Regions from separate parts of the Homo sapiens genome. Here region 2 is linked to region 1. The links are chromatin loops, found by intact Hi-C in ENCODE. Cell type or tissue: chondrocyte. All regions are shown on one strand. Each heading gives the region's core, and the rest is flanking DNA. Links, peaks and the distances in the headings are about the cores only. Region 1 has its middle 54 kb from the start of HS6ST2-AS1. Region 2 overlaps FRMD7 (FERM domain containing 7).

Region 1 (11,448 bases), core at 1,599-9,598:
TGTGGTCTTTTCAACCACGGTACAAGGAACACCTCTCAGCTCTGGATATATTACTCAGATTCTTGCATGAATCAAATAGTGAAAATTCAGGCACACTTTCAGACACCTATGGAAATCTTGGCCATGCTTAACCAGAACTTTATAGAAGTTCACATTCTTTGATCCAATACTTTCATTTCCATGAAATCATTCGAAATACAGCAAAGTTTCATGCATAAAAAGTTTAAATACAGTGATATTTATAACAATGAAAACAAAAACAGGCTAAATGCTAAATCACTTGGAAAAGGCTAAACTATATACTCGATCAATTGATTACTATGTAGGCTTTAAAAAATTACATAGCAGGGAAAATGTTTATGCTAAGATATAATTTTAAAAGATAAAATTGTGAAACTTCACAAAGTTACATGTATTCTTATGATCATGTAAAACAAACAAATCATAAGAAAAATTATGCATAAAAGAAAGACTGGAAGGAAATATAACAAAATGGTGAGACTTGGTATAAATTTTCTACCAACTTTTAAAATACGAATCTATATTTCTTTTATAATAGAAATAATACTGTGGGCTGGGTGCAGTGGCTCACACCTGTAATCCTGGCACTTTGGGAGGCTGAGGCAGGTGGATCACCTGAGGTCAGGAGTTCAAGACAAGCCTGACCAACATGGTGAAAACCGGTCTCTACTAAAAATACAAAATTAGCCAGGCATGGTGGCGGGTGCCTGTAATCCCAGTTACTCGGGAGGCTGAGGCAGGAGAATCTCATGAACCCGGGAGGTGGAGGTTTCTGTGAACCAAGATGGCACCACTGTACTCCAGCCTGGACAACAAGAGTGAAACTCCGAAAAAAAAAAGAAAAAGAAAAGAAAAGAAAAAAAAGAAAGAAAGAAGGAAAGAAAGAAAGAAAGAAAGAAAGAGAAGAAAGAAAGAAAGAAAGAGAAAGAAAGAGAAAGAAGGAAAGAAAGAAAGAAAGAAAGAAAGAAAGAAAGAAAGAAAGAAAGAAAAGAGAAAGAAAGGGAAAGGAAAGGAAAGAAAGGGAAAGGGAAAGGAAAGGAAAGGAAAACAGTTTATTTAAAATTCTGTTTAAAAGTATCTAGAATGCCATGAATTATAAGATGGATTCTGACTTCATGGACAATAAAATGTCCAAAAAACTTATGTGAGACCCTAGGACTGCCCAACTCTAGCCCTACAAAACAGTGGCCAACTCTGCCACTCTTTATCCATCTGATTATGGGCAAGTCACTTAAACTCTCTGAACTTCCATTTATGCCAGGTATAAAATAGAAGTTAATTCCACAAAACAGCTTAGCACCAAGCCTGAAACTTGCACTCAATAAAAGTTAGTTATTATTGCTTGTAATAGTATTGCAATGTCTTCCCTCTAATTCTGATAGAAAGCAAAAATGATTAGAGAAAATTTCCAGCAAGAAGTTTTCCTTTTGTATGTGAAAATGTGAGGATGGGTTTGGTAGGTCTGCATCCACAAAATGACTTCTCTAATGTTTACATTTTACTTACATTAATTAACACAGAGTCATGACACAGGCAAGGGAGGCATCTAAACAGCAAAGGTCAGAGAACAGGTTTCTTTTATATATTTATTTCAAAAGACTCATTGCACTATGTAGAGAAAGAGCATGGGGTTTATGAAACTGCAGGTTACTCATTTAAACTCTGGGTGCCACACCTCACTGTAGGATTAGAAGGGGGCTCTCTCAGGCATTAGCCTACTCCCCCAGCACTACTTCCAGGAGCAAACAATTGCAGTCCTTGGCATAAGTGGATTGTGACAGATCTACCTGGTGAACATTCAGAAAGTGGGTTTATTTATTAATACCTTTCTCTTGCCCACAATAGATTTGAGACAGCTACATTTAAAAAGAAAATGGGGAGAGCCAAAGCAAGGAATAAGTTCCTACTAGGAACAGATGTATGGGAAAGTATTCTTTATTGCATGGAAGGAAGGGGAAATAATGTGGGTCTTTGTGTTGGACTGTGTGGGAAGGTAGTTCAAACCATGACACTAAAGTAAAAGGAAATTTTAATGTACATACACACACACAGACACACACACACACACACACTAGCCATCACAGCAGGCAGCCATGAGCTGCCTAACTCTCCATATGCACAGAATTCATATTGAGCAATGCCAATTGATACTGAACATTCCAAACTGTCTTGCAGGACTTTCACCCTAAAGTGTGCAAAGAATGCATCTTGATCCTTTGAAGAATTACAGAGATGTCTCATCTTTGGAAATTCTTGGAAACCGGAGTTCCTGGAGATTAGAAAAAGCCAACTAAAAAAAATCTACCTTTTCAGAAAGGATAGAGAGTCAACATAGAGATGAAAGATTGAATAACCCAATTTTACTCACAGGATAATATGTTTTTAAAATTCCTCAATGAAAATAAAAAGAACGATAAGAATAGCACAGAGTACTGAGTAACAATCAGCACTACATTATGAAGAAAATAGTCATGCTGACCCAATCTAATTTTTGTTGGGTAACAGATGACAAGCCTAATGGATTTGGGGCAGCAAACAACGTAATATGTATTAACCTTGGAAAGGCTTTTGATTCTGCTCCTAGCCGTGACCTACTCATTAACTAGCTTGAAAAATATTGTTCACACCACATACAAGTGGCACTAGTGGATGATAGTGACCAGCTGGGTTTTGATAGCTCAGTAAGAACCAGAGATAGGGAATCACAGTGCATATTGTTTCTCAGGGAACTGACCTAAGTCTGATACAATTTAATATTTTCATCAAAACTTCAGTGGGTGGAAGAGAAAACATGCCTGTTAATTACAGGAAAATAAAGGAATGAAGATTTTTAAACCCAGAGATAAGAAAATACATGATAAATGGTAACTATTTTATCCTCTACCTCTAACAGCAAAACGAAAACAGATTTGGAAGAATATAGGAATGAAGGGAAGAAGGGAGATAAGACACTAATCTTTGACACGTAGCACCTTCTAGAATAAGACAAAAAGGAGGTCAAAGAGCGTGAAGATGAGAGAGTAAGTAAATGATGGGGATCTCAGAGAAGGAGTTCTTTATAAGTGTACAGATAAGGGGAGCCAGTGGAGAAAGCTGAAAAGTCACTTACAAATATAACTGCAGGTCAGGATCTGACGGTGTTATGTGACTAGCAATCCATAGGCCTGTTGGAAAAAAGTACACCAGGCCACAAATTGCCAAATATGCCTTAGGAATATGTTTAAGGCAACAACTCAGCAAAAGGTAAAATACTCAGCTAAAATGGATGGCATTCGTCATGGCATTTTTTTTCTGTGAGGGTAAATAGTCAAGGGGTTGAATGTGGACAGAATCTTGATGGAATGTTACCATGGTGCAAGAACATACAGGTCACTCAGAAATCACAAGCATTCAAGAAAATGCAGAATAGGAAGGCAAATGCTTTCAACAAGCCGAAAACCCGGATAGAAGTTTCCAGGTGGTCATAAGGGAAGTGTGGGGGCAATTCTACAGGTCCAGGAATGGATTTGTCATTATTAGTCCAGGGGAAGAAAGAAGAGGAGGGAGAATAAGAGATAGAGTTGGCTGAAGCAAGAATTCCCCAGAGCCCCAGAAAGCAAATTGGAATGCTTTATACCAAAGGCCAATCTAGCCAGATCACAAAACTCTGATGACAAGTACTAAAAAGTACATGATTGTGTGTTAAGTGACTTAGAAAGCCCTAAAGTGAGACAGGACACAAAAAGTCAAGAGAAAAACATTCTTCAATTAGTTAAGGCAACAAAGGAGGCTGAAGGTAAGAAAAACATGATTTTCCAGTCATCTCTCTTGTTCCTCCCCCCAGACCCTCACATCATCCCTCGGAGAGCTACTGCCAGATGACAACCAGGAAACACTCATAATACAAGTGAATTGTGTGGGCCTGAAAAGAACAAAATTAAGGGGTATTAGGAGCATGTAGTTGTTAATCTCCATCTCATGCAGGTCTTAGCTTTTTGATTTGTTATTGAGGATTATTTGGGTACCTGTGAAGCTTTGAGAAGAGAAATAATAACTCTTATAATCCTGGTAATGTCTTTTTAAAGAAATTTATTTTTAAATTTCATAATATGTTAATACCTGCTCATTATTAAAAACATAGAGAGAAGTATATAAGGCAAAATATGATAATGTTCCTTCACATTGGCAATTCAAATTCTCTCCGCAGAGCTAGAACTAATTAGTATTATCAGTTTGGAGTGTGTTCTACCAGGTCTGTTTCTGTATATTTACGCACACACTTCTTTAAGTACGTAGACACACACACACAGTTCTTTAAGTACATAGACCAGAGATTGGCCCATGTCAGCACATGCAGTTCTGCCTCACTCCTTTTAACAACTGCATATCCTATGGTATTGATAGTTTATTTATTACTGGCCTAATTGATAGACAATTAGATTGATTCTCATTTTCTCCATTTTGTTCTAGTATAATTAATGTTGTGATGAAAGGCTTTGTATACACAAATTTGGGCACATACTGAATATTTCTATAGGAGAGGAGACATTCCTCAGAGTCTAATTTCTTGGCATATGCATTCGAATTTTTGATAGAAACTGCCAAACTGCCATCCAGAATTGCTATTCCAATTTACTCTCAAGGATATATGACAGTATCTGTCGATACTATCAAAACCTCTGGATATTATTTTTTATTTTTATTTTTGCCTGTCTGAGAGGCAAAAATAATGCTTTTTGTTTGGACCTGCATTTCCCCATTATCAATACCTACACTATCCAGTGAGATTAAGCACCTTTTCAAATGTTAGTTTATATTTTTTCTGTGAATTGCTTGTTTAATGACTTATACTTATTTGGTATGTTTATCTCTTTCTTATGGGTTTATATAAGTTCTTTGTACATTATGGATGTGAATCCTTTGTCATATGTCGTATAGTTATTTTCTTGCAGACTATCATTTGTCTTCCATGTATTGTAACATCGTAAAACAATCTTTATCCCTAGTGCTATGGCTCATGCCTGTAATCCCAGCACTTTGGGAGGCCAAGGCGGGAGAATCAATTGAGGCCAGGAGTTTGAGACCAGCCTAGGCAACATAGGGAGACCTCATTTCTATAAAAAATAACAAAAAATTAGCCTGGAGTGGTAGGGCACACTTGTAGCCCTTAGCTACTCGGGAGGAAGGCTGAAGTGGGAGGATTGTTTGAGCCTAGGAGATTGAGGCTGCAGTGAATTGAGACTCATAAGCCATCTTGTACTGATATTTCTTTCACCACCCTGTACAGGATTTATGTGGCATAATGTAAAGAACCTCATAATCCAGCCTTGAGAGAAAAGTCTGTAGTAAGAAGGATAAAAAAAAATCTGTGTCCCATCCCACCCATAGCCCACCACGCATGTCCAATGGGAACAGAATCTGTCATATAAAAAGTGCCAATATGCACCACAGTTTAGTAGCTTGCTGCATAACTGACAAAACCGAGCTCATAATTAGCTGACAGATTTACAGATTGCATACCCGGTCCCCTTCACCAGGATTTCAGTGCCAAGGATGGGTGTAAATAGATTTTCTTTATTCTCAAACACTGTGGATGATATTTGGTAAAACACTTACATTTCCTGGCTCTCTTCCATGTTTGCTATCTTCCCCATGTTTAGGTCCCATATGGAAAAACAAGAACAAGAACACTGAATATTTAGAGGGCCTTGATTTCCCTCCTGGTGCCATACACCATCTGCACAGTCACTGCACCATCCTGTGGCCATGCCTGGAAACTGCACACTCGCTGCTCGTAGGCAGCCTGCCAAGGTCCCCTCTGCTGAAACCTTGCAACCGGTCTATCACCATCTTGTCTCCTCTTTGCCTCTTTCCAACCACCAAATTAGAAAGGAAAGGCAATGCTAGCGAAGCTTATCCATGGTATTTTCTTATCTTTCTCTCTTTTAGAGGGTGTGTGTGTGTGTGTGTGTGTGCGTGTGTGTGTGTATGTGCCTACACACCCTGTCAGGACTGCCTCAATGCCTCAACCGGCTTTAAAGGCTGAATCAGAAATCCTGAAATTCAGATAATGGGACTTCCAGAATAAATACTGCACAAAGGTCCTATTCCCTTCAATCATCGATATCATCTTCCCCAAATAGCAGCTCTGTATTTGATTTTTAAAAGAATTCCCCTGTAATACTACATAGCTTCTGAAGTGATTTTGACAGAAACAGACATATTTTGCTTCAGCAGTAAAAATGACCCAAAGTAATGCCCTCATTAAAAGCAATAGCAACAAATAAACAAACAAAAATCAGCTTAAACACTACAGATGGAAATCACCTTACGAAGTCAGTAAAATGGTATGTCTCTGAGGTGTATGATGATGTGACATATTTAACAGAGTTTCCGTCAAAGTAGACTGAGGCTGGATCAGTGAAACAAGAAATATATGACACACTCAGGCAGTGTTGACGAAAACAGGTCACTGCCTTCTTTTGTAAGGGAGTATGGAGCATTTGACAACTCACAAGCTCTAAAGAGTAAGGGCTGAGTCAAGGCCATTGCCTTGGCTTTGTAATGTGTCAACTTGGGTAGGCTTGACCACATTTCCCAGCATTCTCTCTCCTGTATGTTTTCTTTCGGTTGTTGTTTGTTTGTTTTTGAGACGGAGTCTCACTCTATCACCCAGGCTGGAGAGCAGTGGTGCAATCTCAGCTCACTGTAACCTTCACCTCCCGGGTTCAAGCAATTCTCCTGTCTCAGCCTCCTGAGTAGCTGGGATTACAGGCGCGTGTCACCACACTTGACTAATTTTTGTATTTTTAGTAGAGGTGAGGTTTCACCATGTTGGCCAGGCTGGTCTCGAACTCCTGACCTCAAGTGATCCGCCTGCCTCAGCCTCCAAAAGTGCTGGGATTACAGGCCTGAGCCATGGTGCCTGGCCCTTCTCCTGTACGTTTTGATTAGAGTGTCCACACTCTAATCATCTGTCCACAAGACAGATTATTGGGGGCCATTCAGAAGGTAGAGGGGAAGCAGCAACAATTTTGCAGCTCACACACCTTGTTGCTTATGTTCTGGCTCCCTCTGTTGGTGTCAGGGCATGGCTGGGCCTGCAACTGCTCCATCTCTCCCTGTATCCTCTTTCTCCTTCTCCAACTTTTGGGCCAGGTGTGTGTGTGTGCTGGTCTCTGTAACAGTGTCCTAGTCTCTGCTGGCCGCCTGTGACATCAAGGTCAAGGCAGCAAGTATTAACACGCGTTTCAGTTAATCCTCGCAGCTTCCATTGGGTTCCTGCTTTCCCCAACTTTACATCCATCTTCACTTCCCAACTGCCCATCCTGTAGATGTCAAGCTTCAACATCAGACACCAAAAACTACCTTACAAAGATGGTTTAACCAGCTCCTACAATTACGTGATTTCAAATTCCTGAAACAAATCTCTTTATAGTTAAGCGTGCATACTTGTAGTTCTGTTTCTCTCATTGAACCCTGATGGATACAGCCACATTATGGAAGGGCCTCACACAAAGAAAACCCACCACACCATGAGCTGCCCTTGAAGTTAGTGAAGCTTTTCCAAGAATATAACTTCAATGAAGCAAGGCCTCATAAATTTCCTCTCGGAAAAAATTTAATCCAAACATATGTCTTGAGTGTCTGCTATGGGCAAGTCAATAATGGGAGATGGATAGTGTCTAAAAAGCACATTCTTACCCTAAAGAATATATCTACAGTTCAGTAAGGGAGATAAGTTAGGCACACAAAAATAAAATGTAAGGCAAAATGTGATAAGCTTTGTAAGAGAGGTTCAAAGTGTTGTCAGATAATCTTCCTGACCAAGGATCTAATATCTAACTGTGTATAGAAAGAACCACAAACACTCTACTTTATCACCTCCAAGGACATGACTACTTGCTTTCAAGTTTTTCAAAGTGTACATAAATCAGGTAGGACAACATCCTAATTAGTCACATGAAAGGCTGTTTATTGCTTGAAGAGAGCTCCTCGGGAGGAGTTGCTAAGTTGGGAGGCTGCCCAAGACCAGGGGTCAGTATGCTGGATCATGTGCACTGGGGCCTGTTAGAAAGTGAGCTGCGTGGATGACTGAGATAGAGCGCCCCCTGCTGAAAATGACTCCATAACCTCAAGAACCACCAGCCGGAGGATTGATATGGGCCTGCTGATAGCCCAGGGCCACTGCAGAGGAAACTCAAGATAGAAAACATGGAGATCAGGGATGACTAATTCTATTATGAGTGATCCTTCATGACAAAAGCCTTTGCAACAGAATTCATTTCAATCTCCATCACTCATTGATTAATTCATTCAATAAACATGGTATAGTAGTCCCACTTTATTTGTGGTTTCCTTTTCCATGGTTTCAGTTACTGTGACCAACTGCAGTCTGAAACTATTAAGTGGAAAATTCTAGAAATAAACAACTCATAAGTTTTAGATTGCACACTGCTTTGAGGAGTGTGATGAAATCTCATGCCTTCCTGCCCCATCCTGCCTAAGATATGATGCATCCTTTTGTGCAGTGGATCCATGCTGTAGACACTACCTGCCCATTAGTCACTTTAGTAGCCATCTCAGTTATCAGATGGAAAAAACATAGTATATACAGGGTTTGGTACTATCCATGGTTTCATGCATCCACAGGGAGTCTGAGAACATGTACCTCATGGATAAGGGGCCACTACTGTATTGGGTATCTAAAACATTCTTCCTCTCCTGTGACAGCATGCCTTTTTGCATGGCCAGCTTCTTCTCATCCTTCATGTCTCCATTTAAATGTTACCTCCTGGAGTAGCCTTCCTCCATTAACCTAAATGTACTCTCTCTGTTACCCTTTATCACTTTCCTCTATATATTTCATTCGTGGCACTTAGCATGGTTTGGCATTCTAATTGGCTTGGAAGATGTTTTGATTAACATCAGTCTCCAATGCTTAGACTATTAGCTCCACAGGAGCAGATACTGCATCTCTTTTATTCATGTCTGAATACCCGGCATGAGCAGACCGTGGCATGTAGTAGGTTAGGGACTCAGTAAATATTTGTGAAATAAGTGAATAAATGAATGAATGACTACCAAGGCACAGCACAAGGTGTGGCTCTATGAAGGTGACTGGCATAGTCCACCTCTCTGCCTTCCCCAAGCCAACAATCTAGTAAAGGAGACAAATGAGTGGCCATGAGAATGAGTGACGGAAATGGCCACAGGCAGTCTTACTTATTACCTCCCAAAACTACACACACACCTACCAAGTTTTGGAAAATGTACTTAAGTCAAGGCAGATAGGATCCTAATTCATCACACAAAATACTATTCCTTACCTTACTGGAATGAGTGCTGGGATGGCAGCTGACACAGTGAGAGCGGGGCACAGAGGAGAGAAAACTAAATTCGGTTTCAGGAAGGTCAGGGAAGACTTGCTAGAAGTGGTAACATCTGAGCAGGGTCTGAGGCGAAGTAGGGATTAACTAGGCTAAGATGGTGTATCTGCATGCATGCATATTTGTGTATGTGTGCATGTGTGTGAGGGGGGTGTGTGTGTATTATTGAGTGGAGGAGCATTCACTGATAATGGAGAATAATAGAGTGAAACAGATAAGGAATAGCATGGAAGGCAGAGATTACCACATGCAAAATGTCTAGAGGTGAAATGAGAGATGATGGCAAGAGAGGAGAACTCAAAGAGCTCCTCATGGCTCATACCTGGAGTGTGAGAGGCAAGTGTTAAGCGATGGGACAGGCAAGTCAACAGAGGCCGGATCATGAAAGGCCTTGAATGCCAGACTAAATAATTAGGAATGATGCTTGAAGATATTCACTGGGTGTGCTTTATTTACAAAGATGCCATTTCATTGATTATGCATCGCCAGGGATTAAAATGAAATACACAAAAAAATTAACATTTAGTACTAATACTACAGATTTCCCTAGTTTTTCAGGACAAATACTGAAGCATGTAGATACACAGTGGAATAAAATGATAGAAACTGTGATTGCCATGGAAAATGCAGAGCATGTGGTTGATGTATATATTGCCAATGCTGTATGCAACACACAAGGAATCCGAAGGACAGAGACGAGGACACCGTATGCATCCATTAACTAGTAGGCATTGTTGGGAATCAACATTGACATTGTTCTTATCCACCAGAAAAAAAGACATCTGCCAACTTCAGGCAGATGTTACTCTGTCCAAAAAAGTGCCCACTATGTGTAAAATGCAGCACAAGACTCTATGAGAAGAGAATGAGAGAAAATGTCCAGCAAAAAAGAAATCTAGTCTCTGCAGGGATTTCAGGTAGAAGCATTTCCTTTTAGCTATGGTGAATTCAATTACTGGGTAACCTATCAGAACACAATGAATGGGGAAAATAATGTAAAACCCTACTGAGAAAAACAGTGTAGGTGTTCCATAAAAATGTACTGAATGAATAAAACATGTTAGTCAAAAACAATAATCAATTGCTTTAGTGCTGGAAATGTTTGCCACTATTGATCCAATTAAATTGCCAAGCACCAGAACTCTGCTCTAAAATACGGTGCATGCTTTAATTCATTTAATCATTCCCTCAAATCTATGGGGTGAATACTGTTATAAATTCAACTTTAGAAATGAGGAAAGTAAGGCTCAGAAAGATGATGTGACTTACCTCAGGTTACACAGCTAATATGTGGTGGAGCCAGGACTATGGACCCCCAAAATTTGGCTCCAGAGACTGTGTTCTTGACCACTATACTATTGTAATAGAAATCCATTCCATTAGGAAATGGAACAGAGTGTGCAAAAGAAAAGTAAGATAGAAATCCTTTAAAAAATATTTTGTTAAAACATTAGTGTAGTGCTGTGAACACTAGCCACAGAGAAACCTGAGATTTAGTCTCAGCTCTGCCACTAATTCCCTGTGTGACCTTAGGCGAGTCAATTGTTCTCTCTGGACCTCAAGGTAAAATGGAAAAAGAGGGGTGGAAACTTGACATGGGTTTGTATGATGGTGTCGGAGTTGAAAGAAGCTTTAAAAATGCTTTTTGATGATTTCAAAAGAAATTTTGCTGCTTCAGATGTATCCCACCCACGAAGTGTGGAGATCACATTCTCTCTTCGATTTACAAAAGTACAGTGTAGAGACTGTGTATAGTGATGGTTTTTAGTAAGAAATGCAATATATAAAGCACAGAGGGCCCAACTCAGACCAGAGAGACCAAACTATTTTGTTGAACATTAAAAGTATTATCTAATGCCCTCCAGTTGGACCAGGAATTAGGCCTGTGGAAAGCAAAACACAGAATTATTGGTCAAAAACCCTGACACCAAGGGCCAAGCTTGTCCGCTTTCATTTACGAACACTTGAAGAATATTTGTGGGTGTAGTAACACTGTGTTCAAGGACCAGGGGCTCCCAAGCTGCCTCTCCAAGGATAAGGTACCAGGCAATTCCCTCCC
Region 2 (11,448 bases), core at 2,399-10,398, 520 kb before region 1:
GTCTCTGGTATTTTGTTATGGCAGCCCTAGCAAACTAGTACAGCCATCCAACCCCACTCCATCCTGATCATATATTATCAAGAAAGAGGAATATAAATGCCAACGACATTGCAAGCCAATTCATCACTCTGTACATTGGGAGTCTAGTAAATCCCCAGCTATCTGAAATCCCCAATAGATGAATCATCCTGAAAATCATTCTGGCTTTTCCAAATAGCTAGCAGTTTATCTATGATCATAATTTGCTCTTTTCTAGATGCCTCCAGTTTATTTTTATGAAACATCTATTACAGCACTATGTCTACAAAGGCATTTAGGACTATGTGCCCTTAACCTTAATTGCCTCAGATTGTTTTGATTTTTGGATTCTTTTTTCTTCTTTATAATTTGTATGCCTTTTTCCTCTCTGTCAGATTTATATGAATCATTTCCTGGTCACTGACTTCCCCTGAAGTCAAACTTTAGAATACTTGGTTCTAAAGTGAGACTTCTAGTCTAACATAAAATGAGAAAGCAAATATCCAAACCTGTTAGCATTCTATATACTGTAAGAGTAAATAGACTCTCCATGGAATCCTATGGTGCTCTTCTATTGGATAAGATACATGGACAATAGGATACCTATTTTGAGTGCTGGAGGGCTGTTTTTTTTCTCTTCTTTCTTGGTTTTCCATTTGTGTTTTAGACAGGTGGGTGTATATCTGTATTTCAAAAATCACAATATAATAAAAATCTCCATATAATAAACATTTTTTAAAAGACCAAAGAAATGGCTCATTGATTAATTTTTTTTGCCAATACTGATAAATGTACAAATCACATTGAAACCCAATAAGGCTCTGATGGTTTCACTGACTAATTCTATCAAATATTCAAAGAAGAAATAAATACCAATTCTTCACAAACTCTCCCAGAAAATAGAGGAGTAGATACTTAGCAACATATTCTATGAGGTCAATATTACCCTGATACCAAAACGGGACAAAAACATCATAAGAAATGAAGACTACAGGTCAACATTCCTCATGAATACAGAGGCAAAAATTCTGAACAAAACACTAGTAACCTGAATTCAGCAGCATATGAAAAGGATTATACACAATGAGTTGAATTTATCTCAGGATTGCAAGGTCAGTTTGACATATGAAAACCAATGACTATAATACACTATGATAATAGAATAAAGGACAAAAAAAAAATAACCCGCACATTATCTTCTCAAGAGATGGAGAAAAAGCATTGCACAAAGTCTAATACCCACTCACAATCAACAAAACAAAACAAAACACTTAACAAACAAGGAATATACCAAATGGTGAGAAACTAAATGCTTTCACTTAAGATCAGAAATCAGGTAAAGATATCAAGTGCCTGCCACATCTATTCAACATTGTACTGATGGTTCTAGTCAGTGCAGTCAGGCAAGAAGAAGAAACATAAAGAATTTGCACTGAAAAGAAGGTGGTAGAACTGTCTTTACTTGCACTCAACATGATCCTGCATGTAGAAAATCCCAAGGTTGAGCGTGGTGGCTCACGCCTGTAATCCTAGCACTCAGGGAGGCCAAGGCAGGAGGATTGCTTGAGCCCAGGAGTTCGAGACCAGCTTGGGCAACATGGCAAGACCCCATCTCTACCAAAAAATGTAAAAATTAGCTGGGTGTGGTGGCACATGCCTGTGGTCCCAGGTCCCAGCTACTTTGGAGGCTGAGGTGGGAGCATTGCTTGAGCCCAGGAATTCAAGGCTACAGTGAGCCATGGCCGTGCCACTGCACTCCAGGTTGGGTGAATGAGTGAGGCCCTGTCTCAAAAAAAAAAAAAGGAAAAAAAGGAAAGAAAAAAAATCCCAAGGAACCTATGAAAAACTACTAGAACTAATAAATGAGTTCAGCAAGGTAGCATGATAGAAGATCAATATATAAAAAGCAATTGTATTTATATATACTAGCAATGAATAATCTAAAAATGATATTTTAAAAAGTTCCATTTACAATAGCATCAAAAAAGAATAAAATACAGAGGAATGAATTTAATAAAAGAAGTGTAAGGCTTACACACTGAAAAGTACAAAATGCTGCCAAGGGAAATTTTTAAAAGATCTATATAAATGAAGAGATAGTTCATGTTCACAGACAAGAAGATTCAATATTGTTATGGTGGCAATTTTTTCAAAAAATAATCTATAAATTCAATGCAATCCCCATCAAAATCCCAGTAGGCTTTTAAAAATAGAAATTGACAAATGACCTTAAAATTTACATGGAAATGCACAGATCTCAGAATAACCAAACTATTTTGAAAAAGAACAAAGTTGGGCAATGTGTACACTTCCTTATTTCAAAGCTTACCTCAAAGCTACAGTAATTAAGACAGTGTGGTAATGGCATAAGAATAGAAATATAGATCAATGGAACATAAGTGAGAGTACAGAAGTAACTCCTTACATTTATGGTCAATTGGTTTTTGACAAATGTGCCAAGACAATTCAATGAAGAAAAATAATATTCTTTTCAACAAATGTTGCTAGGACAAATGGACATCCACACACAAAAATATGAAGTCGGACCCCTACCTCACACTATACTCCATGCAAGCGTACAAAAAAATAGCTCAAAATGGATCATAGATCTAACTATAAGAGGTAAATTTATAAAAGTTCTAGGAGAAAATCTTTTTGACCTTAAGTTAGGCAAAGAGTTCTTAGATACAACACCGAAAGAATGATCCACTAAAACTACACAGAAAGTGAAATTCCATCAAATTTTAAAACTGTTGTACTTCAAAAGATATCCTTACAAAATGAAAAGACAAGCCACAGATTAGAAGAGAAAATTGCAAATTGTATATCTTATAAAGACTTTTAATCAGAATTTATAAAACCCTCTTAAAACTCAATAATAATATAAAAACTCATTTAAAAATGGGCAAAAGATTTGACTAGGCATTTTACCAAAGAAAACATTGGAATAAGCACATGAAACTGTGCTCAACATCGTTAGTCATTAGGAAAATGCTAATTAAAATTGCAGTGAGATACTTTATACCCATTAGAATGGTCATAATCAAAAAGATATACAATACCAAGTGTTAGTGAAGGTATGAAGAAGTCAAAAACCTTGTACATTTCTAATGTTATTGTAACAATTTGAATTGGCAGTTTCTGAAAATGTTCAATATAAATATATCATAAGACCTAGCAATTACACTCCTTGGAATGTACCCAAAAGAAATGAAGACTTGTATCCACAAGAACACTTGTGTGCCAATGCTTATAGCATTATTCATAATAGCTAAACTGGAAGAAAATCCAAATGTCCACGACCAGGTGAATAGATAAACAAAATGTGGCTGGGCGCAGTGGCTCACTCCTGTAATCCCAAGCACTTTGGGAGGCCAAAGTGGGTGGATCATGAGGTCAGGAGTTCGAGACCAGCCTGACCAACATGGTGAAACCCTGTCTCTACTAAAAATACAAAAATTAGCCGGGCGTGGTGGTGCCTGCCTGTAATCCCAGCTACTCAGGAGGCTGAGGCAGGAGAATTGCTTGAACCCGGGAGGTGGAGGCTGCAGTGAGCATCTCAAAAAAAAAAGTGGTAAATCCATAAATGGAATACTGCTCAGCAAAAGAAAGGAACAAACTGTTGCAGCTCATGTTAGAGCATGCTTTAATTTAAAAATCATTATTTTGAGTGAAAAAAGTCAGATGCAAAATACCCCATATTTTATCATTTCATTTACATGAAATGTTCAGGAAAGGCAAATCTACAGAAACAGAAAGCAAATTAGTGGTTGCTTGGGGCTGAGCGTGGGAACAGGGCGTGACTGCAAGTAGGGATGAGAGATGTCTTTTGGTGTGATGGAAATGTTTTAAAACTGGATTGCGGTAATGCTTGCACAACTCTGTAAATTTGCTAAAAATCATTGAGTTGTGCATTTAAAATGGGTGAATTTTATGATGTGTAAATTATACCTCAATAGAGCTGTTTTTTTAAATAAATCACATGCACAAACACACACACCCCAATTTTCCAGTTTATTAACCACAAATCCCACGTTGACCCTAAGAAAAACAAAAGCACATAAGACTGTGCTTTTTTTTCTCTCCATACAAGACTATAGCAACCTAAGAATACAACTATGACATACGAATGAGTAAATAGCTCCAGTAACAGAAGGTGACAAATGTTATAAGCACCTTCACTGTTACCACGCTGGTCCAAACTACCATGGTCTCTCTCTCCTGTAATATCCTTTTATCTAGTCTCCCCACTTCCACCATTTCCTCTTGAGGTCTGTTTTCACCACAGCAGCCAAAAGGACCCCGTCAAAACCTAATTCAGATTATTTCACTCCTCTGCTTAAACTGCTTCGATGGCTTATCTGCTCATTTAGAGTTATGCTATAGGTCTTTCATATGCTTTTTTAAAAAAGAGATGGCCAGTCGGATATGCACTCCTGGCCTCAAGCGATCCTCCCACCTCAGTCTCCCAAAGTGCTGGGATTACAGGCATGAACCAACACACCTGGCCCTTTAATATGCTTTTAAGACCTTCATATTTATTCTCTTCCTCTCTTACTGAGCTCCAGCCAGCCATAAAAGCCTTTCTGATGTTTCTTGAACACCCCAGGCATGCTCTCACCTCAGGCCCTTTGCACTGCATGCTCTCTTTGCCAGGATTCTCTTTCACATGATTTTGTTGCATAGCTTACCCTCCCACCTCCTTCAAGTCTTTGTTTAGCTGTCATCTTCCCAGTAAGCCTACCCTGTCCACCTTATTTAAATATTTATGCTGGCTGGGCACTGTGGCTTACGCGTGTAATCCCAGCACTTTGGGAAGCCAAAGCGGGAGGATCACTTGAGGCCAGGAGTTCAAGACCAGCCTGGCCAACATGGTGAAACCCTGTCTCTAACTAAAAATACAAAAAAAAAAAAAAAAAAGCCGGGTGTGGTGGCATGTGCCTGTAATCCCAGCTACTCAGGAGGTTGAGGCAGGAGAATCACTTGAACCTGGGAGGTGGAGGTTGCAGTGAGCTGAGATCGCCCCACTGCACTCCAGCCTGGCTGATAGCGTGAGACCCCATCTCAAAAAATAATATTTATGCCGATGTTAACTCTTGTCCATAAAAGAAGAAAAGAATAAAATTTAAAAATATAAATATTCAGTATCTGCCCCCAGAATTCTTCCATCTCCCTCCTACGCTTCATTTTTCTCCATTGCTCTTATCACCTGCTACCATGCATTATATAATTTATTTACTTATTTTGGTCATTGTCTGATTTTCCCCCGCTGCCAAAATGTGAGCTCCACAAGGGCAAGGATTTTTGTCTGTTTATTGCTGTGTTCCCAGTGCCTATAATAGTATCTGGCATGTGGTAGGTACATGATACAATTTTCTTGAATTAACGACCAAGAAGAGTTACTGAGGGAGTTCATAAAAGAGGGACACTTCATTTGAAATGTTCAGCTTGTGTTTGGGAGGGAGTGTCTGGCTAGAATAGAGAGGTGTGTAAGTGTAAACAAAGGAGACGAGAAGGTTGGAATGTGGAGGTTCTTGAACGCTTAAAATATAGCAGGTATCCAACAAATATTAGATGAATGGAAAATTAGACAAATAAATGTGGAGGTTCTTGAACGCTTAAAATATAGCAGGTATCCAACAAATATTAGATGAATGGAAAATTAGACAAATAAATTGCACAACTAGAGCAATCTAGTTGTGTTCTGCATACTACGTTAGAGTTTAGTGAAATAGTCTCACTGCAATCAATTGCGAAGAACTACCTAGTTGGAACTTTAGCTTTTTTCCATGGAAAGAGTTTCTACTGACAGACAATATCCTCTAGAAAAGCTCAAGTGCTCTGTGCTATGCCTGAAACGGCCACTAGGGAATGCTCAAATCCATAAGGCAGAACTGTTAAGAATGAAATTGAGCTCCCCCGTCAGAGACTGCCTGGGAGCCCCAATCCTCTGACTGCTGCCTCAACAGGCAGCTAGTGGAGAAGGATGTCTTCTAGCACTGTTTCCTCTATCTGCTCTACCCTATGCTCCCACCCCAGTGCCAAAGTACAATACTGGACATGACGGTTAGTGTCCTCGGCATTCAAGACCCTTCAAAATGGTGCATTTTCCATCACCTCTTCTAAACAGGCCCTATGTTTGGGCTATACTGGGTCATTTTTCATCCTCTATATACGTCACTTCTTGTCTAACCACCATTTTTGTTTTCATGCTGTTTCCTTTACTGACAAGTACTTATCCAATTCCTATGTGTCCCTTTAAGGCCCAGCACAAAAGCCACCTTCTCCAACAGCCTTCCATGATTACCATTTCTCTTACTGCCCTCTGCCTTTCTGAGATCCTAGGGCTCTCATTGATTGTCCCTGCCAGGAGTCACTTGGTAAACACTTATTCAGACACTGTCCCTATCTAAGCACTGCATTCTGGGGCTCCCGGTGAAATTAGAAATCTGTCATTTCTGGACTATCAGAAAGGTAAGGTACAGAGGTCAAAAATGAACTTAAGATACAAAAAATGAAGTTATGATCCTGCAGGACTGGTAAGAAACAGCCTATTCTTTGGAGGCCTCTCTAGAAGGGAGAAAATGTCCAGCTGGCTTTAGAAGAGATACTATCTCCAGCTGCCTATACCCTGCCCTTGGGGCTGTAGCAGCAGCCTGGCCTGCCAGGCATCACCCCCTCCCTGGAAGGCCCCTGCTGTTCCCCAGACCACCTTCTACCTACCTTCGTTATGCAGCCTAGTCCAGCTACTTGTTGGTTGTTAGGATATGGGGAACGCTAATAGATGCCTGGGGCTTTTTTCCCTTTTAACCTCTCTCCACCTGCTGTACTCTGTGCTTTGTTCTCTGAAATCATGATAAAGAGCAACAGAGAAATCACAACAAACGTGACAATGTGCTACAGAGAGCATGTATCAGAGAATTATCCTGGGGTAAGCAGAGGGAGTGGGGACCTGTCTGGCAAAGCCCATGCCCAAATTAGCCCAAACCAGTTCCTGGACAGCTTTCCCAGAGGCGGTAGGAGGGGAAGGCTGGACTGGGGTAGAAGAAAATCAGCATTTACATTTAATCCACAGAACCAAAGGTATTCTTGTCACTATTTTAAAGACAAGGAAACTCAGGCTCAGGCCATGCTGTTTCTCTCTATCTTATCCAGGCTTTCTCTCCCCTGTAAACCCTAACACAGTGATGGGCATGTGTGGGGAGCTCAGCTCCTGTGCTTGGTTCTCTACCTGGCTGATAGGTCCCAAAGCAGACAGACATTTGCTACTTACATTGTAAGATGTGAGATACCATCAACGCTGTACAGTTGTCACTGCATGGAAGCCTTCCTAGAGCCAAATCCTTCTTTATTTGAAGAGTAAAAAGATACCTGCAAAGAAATTGGGGAGAATCTCTTGAGAAAGAAACAGAAATAAGAAAGAAGCATTTTCCTTCTCCCAGATCCAAGATGATTCAAGAAAGGAATGGTGCCCCCAGTCAGTCAGATGCCTTTTTGGGGGTGGTGAGTAATGCATAGGCTTTGCTTCAGCCCCAAACCAGACCCGGACCACAACTCAGCTGATTGAACACTTTGGCAGGCCTCACAGCCATTAGGAATCACCCTGGCCAAATCCTCCTGCCAAATTGAGAAAGTTGGCCAATCATCCTCTGGTGGTTTCTGCCACGTAGCAAAGCCACATTCCCAGCTAGAAAGAATAGGAGATCAAGCAAGAATAAATGCACTCAGGAGGCCAGTAGCATACTGTTTACAAAACACTATCAAGTACTCACTACCATAACAACTTAGGAGGTTGGTGGAGCAAGAAATGATCACTCCAGTTTACAGTTATAGAAAGAGAGGGGCTAGGTGATTTTGACAAGGTCATATCACCCAAGGATAGTGAATCTGTGGCTAGAACTTAGGTCTGCCCCTGAATTCAGGCTGCCTCCTATCCAAAAGACTGTGTTTTAGAAATGAAGAACTTGGGGCCCTGCTTCTGCCTGTTATTCCCTTGGCCTGGACCATCTTCTCTGTATCACCAGTGCCCAACACATCATTTTACACAGTTAGTGTAATTAATGTTTGCTGAAAAGAACTAAACCAAACTGCCCCTTTTCCCACCAAATGCTCATCAGGGACCTATGAAATGCAGCTTGGTATCTAGGGCTCTGCTAAACAGATAACATTTATCCCACACTTATGAAAAAGTCATTTTCAAAGGAGAATCAAATTTTGTAAAGAAATGTGCATAATGAAGACTACCTACCACTAATTACCTTCTTCCATGGTCCAAGATTGGTTCCAATATTTTATTTATTTATTTATTTATTTATTTATTTATTTATTTATTTATTTATTTATTGAGATAGAGTCTCACTCTGTTACCCAGGCTAGAGTGCAGTGGTGCAGTCTCAGCTCACTGCAACCTCTGCCTCTGGGGTTCAAGCGATCCTCCTGCCTCAGCCTTCCTAGCAGCTGGGACTACAGGCATGCACCACCATGCCCAGCTAATTTTTGTATTTTTAGTAGATACGAGGTTTCACCATGTTGGCCAGGCTGGTCTTCAACTCCTGACCTCAGTTGATTGCCCCACCTTGGCCTCTCAAAGTGCTAGGATTACAGGTGTGAGCTACTGTGTCTGGCCCCAATATTTTGTTTTATAAATTAAAACACTGAGTACTATGAGCATTTCCCTATAAAAATGTGATTTTCTAAATAAAGGTCTATGTGTACTTTTTTTAAAACCAATTAAGCCTTGAAGGCAATGTGGTGAATCAAAATTAATCGCAAGTGATATGTGAAAATCTAGATTGAAAAAGCAAGTAAATTAGCAGGTGATTATTCAGTTTACAAAAGCATTCATCATTATAATCTTTCAAATTATGAGCTCTCCTTATACATTAGAAACGATTCAATTAGAAAAATTACATTTGCACACCACTCTTAGAAACCCATGTATTAGCCTAGACAAGGCATCCTTGTAGACTCAACTAAAGTTAAGTATTATTTAAATGGACCAATGGGAAACAAATAAATGAAGCCTAACCTTTGTCATTGCCTGTTTTCAAATATAGTTGTCAATGAGAATAATCAGCTTTAGTTGCTAAAGGAAAGGTGAATTTCGTTTTGCTCCTAGCATGAAAGAAAGGGAACTTCTTGTCATTTGACACGTTCCTTGCTGTTAAGAAGGCAGCTGCCTGCTACAAATACCAAATCCTTGCTCTGAACAGCTGATGAATCATTTATCATCACATTGATTTTCCCATTCTTTTTTTTTTGGAGGTGGGGGGAGTTTATCTCCATCAAAATTGGTCACAATTTAAAACTCAACTGAAATGGGTTAGCAAACGCAAATACATATATATACCAAGGTATCAAGTTATTTGGGAAAGTGGCCTGTAGCTCACAAATGTGGAGAGAGAATTAGGAGAGAGAAAGACAGAAAGAGAGGCTTGTAAAAAGCGACTTTTGCAAAGGCCACTCAGAAAAGTCTTTATAAAAGGGGCAAAGATTGAACTGGCCATGAACTCTTTTGGGGGGAAGACATCAGGGAGAATAACTGGCAACCTTCTGTGATCTTGGACAGTCATTTTAGCTCCCATGACCTATCTCTTCCTCTGTAAACTAAGAGGGCTCGATTAGATTATCTCTCAGACCTCTTTCACGTATAGGAGTCTAAATCTAAGCCAGGTGTGGTGGCTCATGCCTGTAATCCCAGCACTTTGGGAGGCCAAGGCGGAGAATCATTTGAGCTCAGGAGCTCAAGACCAGTCTGGGCAACATAGCAAAGCCCCATCTCTAAAAAAAAAAAAAAAACCTTAAAAATTAGCCGGGCGTGGCGGCAAGTTCCTGTAGTCCTTGGCGGGAAGCAGGGCACAAGGACTGAGGTGGGAGGGTTGCTTGAGCCAGGGAGGTTGCCACTGCACTTCAGCCTATCCAACCTGAGGCAGAGCAAGACCCTGTCTCAAAAAAAAAAAAAAAAAAAAGTGTAAGTCTAGAAAGTAGAGTAAGGTTTTGAGGAATGTTTTGTTGACAACATATTTTTGCAGAAATAGGTTTACTTTGTAATTCTGAAGGACATTTTTTCATAAGTATTTATCATCATTACAGATTATTTTGTCTTCTGTGAGATACATTCACAACCCCCACATTTTCAATTTCCATGGAAATCGGCTGGTATTATACCCGTGCTGTTAAGCTGCCCTCTCTGACTGAAACACAGATTCATGAAGGAGAGCACATTCATTGTTGTAGTAGTTAATGGCATAACCCCCAAGTGGATACCCAGGCTTGAACTTCTAGAACACACCTCTTTCTTCCTGTAGTCTCCACCCTTTGGATGATGAACACCTGGGGAACCAGCTAGGCCCATCCTCTCTCCAGATCCTCACCATCTCCCAGACAGTGACTTAAAGCCAAGTTTTGTGAGAATGGCCAGAAGCACTTGCCCCCAATAAATGGAGAATAATGATTCTTAAGTAACATCATGCAGAGACACACAGGTAATCACTATACCTTGTAAGTTCTTCCCGCAGATGTCCAGGGTCCACTGGGAAAAATTTCACCATAAATTTGAAAACAATCTCCTTAGGATCTTAAAACACAATATCTCCATAAGTTTTATTTAAATGTCCATCACAACAGTTATAGGTACACACACACACACACACACACACACCCACACACACACCGCTCTCCTCTTCCGTCCCCTCCCCATCACTCCCTCCTACAGACTTCTGTGTTTCCATTTATCACATGTATAAAGTGTCACAATTTCTGGATTGTGTCTCTATGTATATAGCGATTGGGAAAGTTCTCCCACCCCTCTTTCTACCCTCTCTGCCTTCGAGTTTATTTGTATAAATGTGCCCCTTTGAGGCCTACTGTGTCCTCTCCTAAGTATCCCATTCAGAAAAATACAGCACTTGCTAGTTGGGATTCTGCATTCCTGACTGAGAGAAGGGCTCAACTTCAGCTGAGGCAGGTGTACATTACCAAGCCTAAGTATCTCATAAAGAGAATTCAAAGCATGATGGACTGATACCTCTATCTTATACATTAAGAAAACACATATACTTATCTTCACACCTGCTTGCATTTGAAAATTAACTTTTACACAAAACATAAATGCACACATGCAGCATTAACACCATTGATTCAGTAAATATTTGTTGGTGCCCATTATCTGCAAAGCAGGTATTGGGAGTAAAAAGACAACTAAGAGCTCACTGTCTAGTAGAAGAGACAGACATCTAGACAGTTATAACACTCTAAAATGCTATAAGCACTGAGTACTGGGGAAGCACAGAAGGGAGGAAAGAGTTTGGAGGAGGTCAAGGATGTCCTACCAGAGGACTTGAGACCTGAGTAGAGTGGCCAGATTTAGTGAATAAGAAGCACAGGATTCCCAGTTCAATTTGAATTTCAGATAAACAACAATTGCATGAG

The links. Hi-C counts contacts between places; a loop is a spot of excess contacts. Peaks named below come from ENCODE experiments on the same cell type or tissue, not always from the same donor. Only the 100,000 strongest peaks of a DNase experiment are listed, where the experiment ranks them.
Region 2: a loop joins it to region 1, with 4 times the contacts of the local background. A loop is called at or near these places in 41 of 110 quality-filtered maps.

What each region holds. Positions count from the first base shown.
Region 1 is chrX:132,607,428-132,618,875 of GRCh38, forward strand. No RefSeq gene overlaps it. Among named protein-coding and RNA genes, the nearest start is that of HS6ST2-AS1, 54 kb to the right of the region's middle. In chondrocyte, for the core only: CTCF peaks have their summits at 5,749 (motif pointing left), 7,068 (motif pointing left), 8,104 (motif pointing left), 8,312 and 1 weaker place; a DNase peak (open chromatin) is centred at 5,794.
Region 2 is chrX:132,086,751-132,098,198 of GRCh38, forward strand. It overlaps FRMD7 (FERM domain containing 7), which reads right to left. Exons shown (of 12, transcript NM_194277.3): 4 at 10,516-10,594; 5 at 7,292-7,389. Among named protein-coding and RNA genes, the nearest start is that of FRMD7, 36 kb to the right of the region's middle. RefSeq lists a silencer at 5,842-5,901. In chondrocyte, for the core only: a CTCF peak has its summit at 5,881; no DNase peak of the experiment used is centred there.